Linked DNA regions of Homo sapiens: region 1 is linked to region 2. A link is a loop called in an ENCODE intact Hi-C map of the cell type or tissue named here. Cell type or tissue: endothelial cell of umbilical vein. All regions are shown on one strand. Region 1 overlaps PIWIL3 (piwi like RNA-mediated gene silencing 3). Region 2 holds the start of LOC105372962 (a long non-coding RNA gene).

Region 1 (4,000 bases), 52 kb before region 2:
CGGCCTCCCAAAGTGCTGGGATTACAGGCGTGAGCCACTGCACCTGGCCTCTGTCACAGCTCTCATTTTATCAGTCAGAAGCAATTTCCTTAAAATGACCTCCTTCCCTTCATCTCACTGACATCTCTCACCCTCTTCTTCCAGCCACACTGGCTGCCTCATTCTTCCTTGAACGTTCCCAACTGCAGAACTCTGCTCTTTTTCTTCCACTGCTGGCTTGGGTAACTTTGCTAATTCACTCAGTACCTCCAAGTCTTGGGTTCTGTGTCACTTTCTCACTGAGGCCCGCTTTTGCCCCCATCAGCTAGTGAAACCTGCCCCTTCACACCCTACCTTCCCAGTAATTCCTGATTCTCCTCGGTTTGTTTTGTCCTTTTTTTGTTTTTTTCCTTAGCAATTACCACACAAGGTGCTATGTATGTTGCTTATTACAACTTAGTTTATGTCACTGGAATGTGAGCTTTTCAGAGGAAGTTCCTTTGCCTTGTGCCCTGCGAGTGCCATTTGGAGGGAGAATGAACACAGTAGGGCACTGCTCATTATTTCTATTTCCAAAAACATGCAGACCCAGGAGCCCCCTCAGTTGCAGTCGACACCCCGGCCGCTGCAGGAGGAAGTCCCAGTGGTTAGACCTCTGCAGCCAAGAGCAGCAAGAGGAGGAGCAGGAGGAGGAGCACAGTCTCAAGGTGAAAGGAAGCAAGAAGGACATGAGGGGCAGGGGATGCTTCATGTGTGAAGGGCTACCACAGCGGTAGAAGGTTCTAGATAGCCTCAGGACTCCCGTGAGGTTTGGTGGGATGGGAAGTGTGTGCAGCTTGCAACTGTCTCTCTTTGTGCAGTGAATTATCTGATGGTGTTTTCTTCACCTTGTGTCTTAACTTGTGGAAGGGAGATGGAGGTCACTGTTTATTGGCCAGTTCAACATAATTGCTTTTCAAATTTAGATGACACATCTGCAGATGATAACTCTAAGTTAACTTAATGGAATTCTAAGAACACCATTTTCTTTCCTCTTTAAATTGTGGCATTAACAGGTTGAACCTGTTACCTACATTGCAGGCTGACAGGTTATCCTCGTTTATACAGCACTCATGCACACAGGCTCAGATATTGTCATTTGCTAAGGTTTCGGCTAATGTGATCCAACTTCAGTCTGGATTCTCCTCTTTGCTTTCTATAGCAAAATAGCTTGTGATGAGTCAAAACTTGAAACACTAAAAAAGAATTGTATTATAGATAAATATTAACAAATGGTTACAAAATCCAGAACCTATAAAATGAGCTTATACATTTGAATAAATTAAAACACATTTTTAATAATCAGATCCTATCTGAAGGGTTGTTATTAAATAGTATGTGTAAATTACATGGACTGGGTGCAGTGGCTCACATCAGCACTTTGGGAGGCCCGGGTGGGTGGATCACTTGAGGCCAGAAGTTCAAGACCAGATTGGCCAACATGGCAAAATCCCATCTTTACCAAAAATATACAAATTAGCTGGGCATGGTGGTATGCGCCTGTAGTCCCAGCTACTAGGGAGGCTGAGGCAGGAGAATCACTTGAACCCAGGAGGCAGAGGTTCCAGTGAGCTGAGACAGTGCCACTGCACTGCAGCCTGGGTGACAGTTAGACTCCGTCTGAAAAGATAAAAGTATGTGGTTTGTAGCGAGTGCCAAGGTGCCAAGCTAGGATACCTGTTTTCTTTTGCTGACATTTTAATATGATGAATTTGATTGCTGGATGTGTCAGGAACTAGTTGGGAGTTTGATAAAATTGTTTCAAATTTTATGTGTAAAATGTAGTTAGTCTGTCACAGAAATGGAGACACTTACTTTGTAAGATCATCATAAACTAAAAACTAGACTCCAGAAGTAAAATTTTGAGGCAAACCATTATTGTAACCCAAGGCACAGACGTCTTGGCCATTTAGGTGTACGGGATTTACAATAACGTGTGCGTATTCCTTCAGGATGCCTCTCGTCACTGAAAGACCGCATTGTGCTGTCATTTAAATGTTAACTTTGTAGAATAGCTACATCGATATGAACCTTAGAATGTAAGTTGAAATAGTGAGTGTGATCCTTTCCTAGTTGCTCTTAATAGAAAGGATAGATCAGTTTTGTATTAAAAGCCAGTTTTATAGATTTTTTAAATGATTGGCTTATTTGGCATTTTATGATGCCCACTAGGGGGCAGCATAGCGCCAGGAGATAGGCTTAAAGACAGAACCAAAGTTTCTAGAATCTTGTACCATGAACAAATACCCAAAGAAATGGGGCACATATGTAGCAGGAATGAATAAAGTGCCAAGGCAACCACGGATGTGAACTGGGGACTCCTTGGGAAAGGTTTCTGGGTAAGGTTACGCTTTTGCGGCAACATATCACGGAAATGTGTTTTGGAACCTTGGGTGGCATCTTTTCTACCTCTAACAAACTTATGCTGGGTGTTAATGCTGTCTTTTCTATTCTTCCCTTTTTATTGTTTAAACTTCTGGCGTTTACATTTATGCAGGGGTGAAGGAACCTGGACCTGAGGCTGGGTTGCATACAGCGCCCTTGCAGGAGAGAAGGATTGGTGGAGTTTTTCAAGACCTGGTGGTGAACACCAGGCAAGATATGAAGCATGTTAAAGACTCAAAAACAGGTATGTTGGTCTAGAACTCAATGTTTATGGAGCTGTTCGTTTTTAACTTTTTTTTTTTTTTTTTCATTGAGAGACAAGGTCCTGCTCTGTCGCCCAGGCTGGAGTACAGTGATGCTCACTTTAGCCTCAAACTCCTGGGCTCAGCTGATCCTGAGCTGATCCCAGCTCAAGTAGCTGGGACTACAGGTGGGCACCACCATGCCCGAATGTGTGTGTGTGTGTGTGTGTGTGTGTGTGTGTGTGTGTGTAATATATACATATTTTATATATGTGTGTGTGTGTGTGTGTGTGTATGTAAATTTTGTAGAGACACGGTCTTGCTGGTCTAGAACTGGCCCAAGCCATCCTTACACCTGGGCCTTCCAAACTGCTGAGATTACAGGAATGAGCTACCACACCTGGCCCATTTTAAACTTTCGATAAAAACTTTAATAGATTCTGGAAAGCTTCTGTCATCACTGTAAGTAGAGGTGCCTCCCACCTTGCCCAAGCTGGTCTGGAACTCCTGGCCCAAACCATCCTCCCACCTGGGCCTCCCAAAGGGCTGGGATTATAGGTGTGAGCCACTGTGCCCTGGCCTGCAGTGAGACTTTTTTTAAAATTAAATATTATTACATAGGGTGGCGCTTTCTCTCCTTTTGGAAACCACAAATGTTCTAATTTTCAATCTATTCAGTATCTTAAACTTCCTAAATGTATGCTTGCATAAGGGCTCATTGAATTGATAGGCATTCTGGACATCAGGTGCATTACAAATGTCATTTATCTCCTTGTCTGACCTAACTTTGGCTTTTCTTTTCTTTTCTTTTTTTTTTTTTTTTTTTTTTTGAGACGGAGTTTAGCTCTTGTTGTCCAGGCTGGAGGGCAATAGTATGATCTCAGCTCACTGCAACCTCTGCCTCCTGGGTTCAAGTGATTCTCCTGTCTCAGCCTTCCGAGTAGCTGGGATTATAGGCACCTGCCACTGTGCCCAGCTAACTTTTTGTATTTTTAGTAGATATGGGGTCACCATGTTGGCCAGGCAGGTCTGGAACTCCTGATGTCAGGTGATCCACCCGCCTTGGCCTCCCAGAGTGCTGGGATTAGAGGCGTGAGCCACCGTGCCCAGCCCTAACTTTGGCTTTTAATATTGTAGTGTCCAAACTGTTTGTTTTGGGCCCAATCAGTCTGTTTCTTTATTGTCATGTGGCTCCATTTTTCAGGTTCAGAGGGTACAGTGGTACAGCTACTCGCCAACCACTTCCGAGTGATATCTCGTCCTCAGTGGGTTGCATATAAATACAACGTTGACTACAAACCAGACATAGAAGATGGAAATCTCCGTACAATTTTACTTGATCAACATAGAAGGAA
Region 2 (4,000 bases):
GGAGAATTGCTTGAACCCGAAGGCAGAGGTTGTGGTGAACTGATATCGCACCACTGCACTCCAGTCTGGGCAACAAAGTGAGATTCTGTCTCAAAACAAAAAACAAAACAAAAAACAAAAAACAAAAAATACCCCCACGAAAACAAAAAGTAGTTAAGAGGGTATGTCTCATGGGTTTTCTTACCACAATAATTTATTAAGGTCATGAAAGCCGATATCATTGTCTAGTTCATAGCCTTAGGGGAAAAGCTTTGAGTTTTTCAGCATTGAGTATGGTGTTAGCTGTGGGTTTCTCATCTATGTCTTATGTTAAGGGAGTTTTCGGCCATTCCTTGTTTTTATCAAAAATGAGTTGAATTTTGTCAAAGCTTTTTCTCTACCATGTGCTTTTCTCTCCTTCATTCTATTAATGTGGTGTATTACTTTGACTGATTTTCCTATGTTGAACGATCCTTCCACTCTGAGAAAAAATTCCATGTGCTCCTGGTATATAATCCATTCATTATGGTATAAGGTTTGCTAGTATTTCGTTGATTTTTGCATTAATATTGATAAAGGATACTGTAGTTTTATGTTCTTGTAGAGTCTTTGTCTCTTTTGGCATCAGGGTAAGGAGGGCCTTATATAATGAGTTAGGAAGTGTTTTCTCCTCTTTGATTTTTTTTCCTTTTTTAAAAAAAACTAGAGATGGGTTTTGCCGTGTTGCCCAGGCTGGTCTCCAACTCCTGGGCTCAAGCGATCTGCCCGCCTCAGCCTCCCAAAATGCTGGGATTACAGGCGCCAGCCACCATGCCTGGCTTAATTTTTGTATTTTTAGAAGGGTCGGGGTTTCACCATGTTCACCAGGCTGGTCTCAAACACCTGACCTCAGGTGATCCACCTGCCTCAGCCTCCCGAAGTGCTGGGATAAGAGCCAGGAGCCACCACGCCCAGCCAGTATTGTTCTAGCAGCCTGCACTGACTCTGGCCGACTCTTGCAGAAGACACTGGTTAGAGAGGACAGTCAGGAGGGGCAACATCAGGCTTCAAGCTGTGTGAAAGGGGAAGTTTTGCTCAGCAGCAAGTTCTCTCTGGATTAAGAGTTTTGTGATTGGCAGCCACAGTGAACTAGAGAGACGCGTCTGCCAGGGAGAGCCTGCACCTCCCACAAGGTGTCGTCTGTGCTGGCTTCTGGAGCCTTTGACCACTGCTTTCCATCTGGGATTCTGTGTTCACAGGGGGAACAAAAGGCCTGAGAAACACCACGTACGTGACTTGGTCTTCATGGTCTCTTCTCTCCTGTAATTGTAGGTGGCCTCAGGAAAGGAGTCTGTATTCTGCAATCACTGACTTGCTGCTGAAAAATCCAGATGAAAAGAAAGGCGGGGCTTTCCTGCTGGCTTCAGTCTGGAGATCTGACTCCAGCTTCCTGCTGGCCACCAGGCAGGGGTGGTGGAAGGAGCGGTTTTTGCAGGTAAAGAACCGTGGCCTCATCGTACAGTCCCTGGAGCAGCCATGTCCCTCTAGGTGGGTGGGTTTTTGTGCATGGGGCTCTGGGGGGTCTGCGTGGGTGTCGTGTGGTGTGACTGTGAATGTGTGTGGGAGTGTGTCTCCTCAGGGGATGTGTCCCACCTACACAGCACAGGTGCCTCATCTACATTCTCCAAGGGAACCCCACCGCCGCTGTGGGCTTTCCACACATTGACGCATTCATGGCTCACCACAGCCTTGCCCACGGGCTTTCCAGCCCCACGCCTCGGAAAATGAGGTACAGAGAATGACCCAGGCTCCTGAGCTTCTCTGTGAGAGAGCTGCAGGGTGAGTGGTGGGGGGCGGGGCATGTGGAAGCTCAAGACTACTGGGTGGCATTCATCACTCAGCGGCAGGCTCACTGGTCGCAGTGCAGGGGTGACCCACCCCCATGTATATGCCTGGAAGTACCTGGGCATACGGAGTTCCAAGACACCACTCATGGTTAAAAGGCGGCCCCCGTGCTCACATAGCTGATGTCATCTCTCTGTGTACATACCACAGATTTTTGCCCAGCCATTAGCCTAAAATGTCCAAGTCATGGAAACAGAGTAGAAGGGTGGTGTCGGAGAATGAAAAAGATGGGGAAGACGGTGAAAGGGCACAAAGTTTCAGTGATGCGATGAGTACGTTCTGGAGACCTGACACGCAGCATGGTGACCGTAGTTCATAGTGATTAATTGCACGCTCGAGATCTATGAGAAAGTGCACCTCGAATATCCTCACCACACACACAAATGGCAACAATGTGAAGCGATGGATACGTTCATTAGCTTGATGGTGGTCATTTCATAGTTTGCATATATCAAAACTTCACATTGTACACTTTATATATACACATTTTAAAATTTTTCAATTATGCCTCAATAAAGCCAGGAAAAAATCCTCAGAAATACTCAAATTCTGTGAGCTACCCATGGACACTGATGAATTAGAACCAGCAGGACCCCTGGTGGTCAGTGAGGCCTGTCAGCCTCGTTGAAGCTCCCTGGTGCAGCAGAGTTAGAGCATCAGCTCCCGGCCCACACCTCCCTCTATGAGGAGCCGCCCTTCCTGCCTGTGTGAGCAGGAGCGCCTCTGACCAAGGAGCACAGACGTGGGATAGAAATGCAAGCCTGCGAGCAGACCTACCACATGGGAAACAGCGGGTATTTTTAAGTGACCTGACGTTGTATTTTCAAAATATCTGTAACTGATTATCTTTAAGAAATAGGCTTAGTGAATAAATATAATACAATATTTTGTATAGACCCAGGCTCCCAAAGTAAGATTGCTTTTCGTCAATCACAAAACCTTATGTGACAAAGGAGAAATGCACCGGCGGCATATGTAGGTCCCTGGAGGCTGAGGTGGTCTAGGGAGAGGTCAGGGAGATAGTGGCAATTCAGCGGCAAGTTCAACGTGGCGGGAGAGGTGAGGGACGCTCTTGTTGCATCACAGTGTAGAGTTGGGCACAGGGGAGACTGAGCATTTCCTGTCGATTTTTTTTTTTTTGAGGTGGAGTCTCGCTCTGTCGCCCAGGCTGGAGTGCAGTGGCGCGATCTCAGCTCACTGCAAGCTTCGCCTCCCGGGTTCACACCATTCTCCTGCCTCAGCCTCCCTAGTACCTGGGACTACAGGCACCCGCCACCACGCCCGGCTAATTTTTTGTATTTTTAGTAGAGACGGGGTTTCACCGTGTTAGCCAGGATGGTCTCGATCTCCTGACCTCGTGATCTGCCCGCCTCGGTCTCCCAAAGTGCTGGGATTACAGGCTTGAGCCACCATGCCTGGCCCATTTCCTGTTGGTTTAGGTGGCCTCTAGCTCCACAGCTGAGGACTCTGAACCTCATCCCAGTCCTGCTCCTCTTTTCCAAGCCTCTCCCACCCAGGAGGATGGCCCAGCAGCAGCTGAGCCCATGCGGCAAACCTACCACACCTGTGCACGCCAGTGCTGCGTCCATCTCAAGCTAGGGCCCCGAGTCATCCATAAGCAACACTGCCAATACACTGCCAGCCAGACACTCTGTCCTCCTGGCCTCCCTGAGAGGCTGCTGGAGGAAGAGTCACAGTAAGGAAAGATTGCCTGTTTTTGTCCAAAATAGACATGATGCTTTGTTGTTTTATTTCATTTCAAATTGGTTCATGTATGAAAATCTGGCAATATACGTAATGTGATACATACCGTTTCCGGACAAGACAGTGTCAAACATGAATGGCAGCCTCAGCTTATAAACAAACTGTCTGGGAGAGGGCCTGTCCTCAGCACCTGTACTTCTTTCTCCTGGGGCTAAGAATTTTTCAATTGCCAGCTGGGCTTGGTGGCTCATGCCTGCAATCCCAGCACTTTGGGAGGCCGAGGTGGGCGGATCATGAGGTCAGAAGATCCAGACCATCCTGGCTAACACGGTGAAACCCTGTCTCTACTAAAAATACAAAAAATTAGCCAGGCGTGGTGGCAGGTGCCTGTAGTCCCAGCTACTCGGGAGGCTGAGGCAGGAGAATGGCGTGA

The links. Peaks named below come from ENCODE experiments on the same cell type or tissue, not always from the same donor. Only the 100,000 strongest peaks of a DNase experiment are listed, where the experiment ranks them.
Region 1: a loop joins it to region 2, with 14 times the contacts of the local background. A loop is called at or near these places in 11 of 110 quality-filtered maps.

Annotation. Positions count from the first base shown.
Region 1 is chr22:24,756,555-24,760,554 of GRCh38, reverse strand. PIWIL3 (piwi like RNA-mediated gene silencing 3) reads left to right here. Exons shown (of 21, transcript NM_001255975.1): 3 at 566-686; 4 at 2,516-2,647; 5 at 3,850-4,000. Among named protein-coding and RNA genes, the nearest start is that of PIWIL3, 16 kb to the left of the region's middle. In endothelial cell of umbilical vein, a CTCF peak has its summit at 2,173 (motif pointing right); a DNase peak (open chromatin) is centred at 2,194.
Region 2 is chr22:24,704,745-24,708,744 of GRCh38, reverse strand. It overlaps LOC105372962 (a long non-coding RNA gene), which reads left to right and starts at 999. Exons shown (of 3, transcript XR_938084.3): 1 at 999-1,151; 2 at 1,291-1,453. In endothelial cell of umbilical vein, a CTCF peak has its summit at 2,475; no DNase peak of the experiment used is centred here; H3K27me3 peaks cover 712 bases.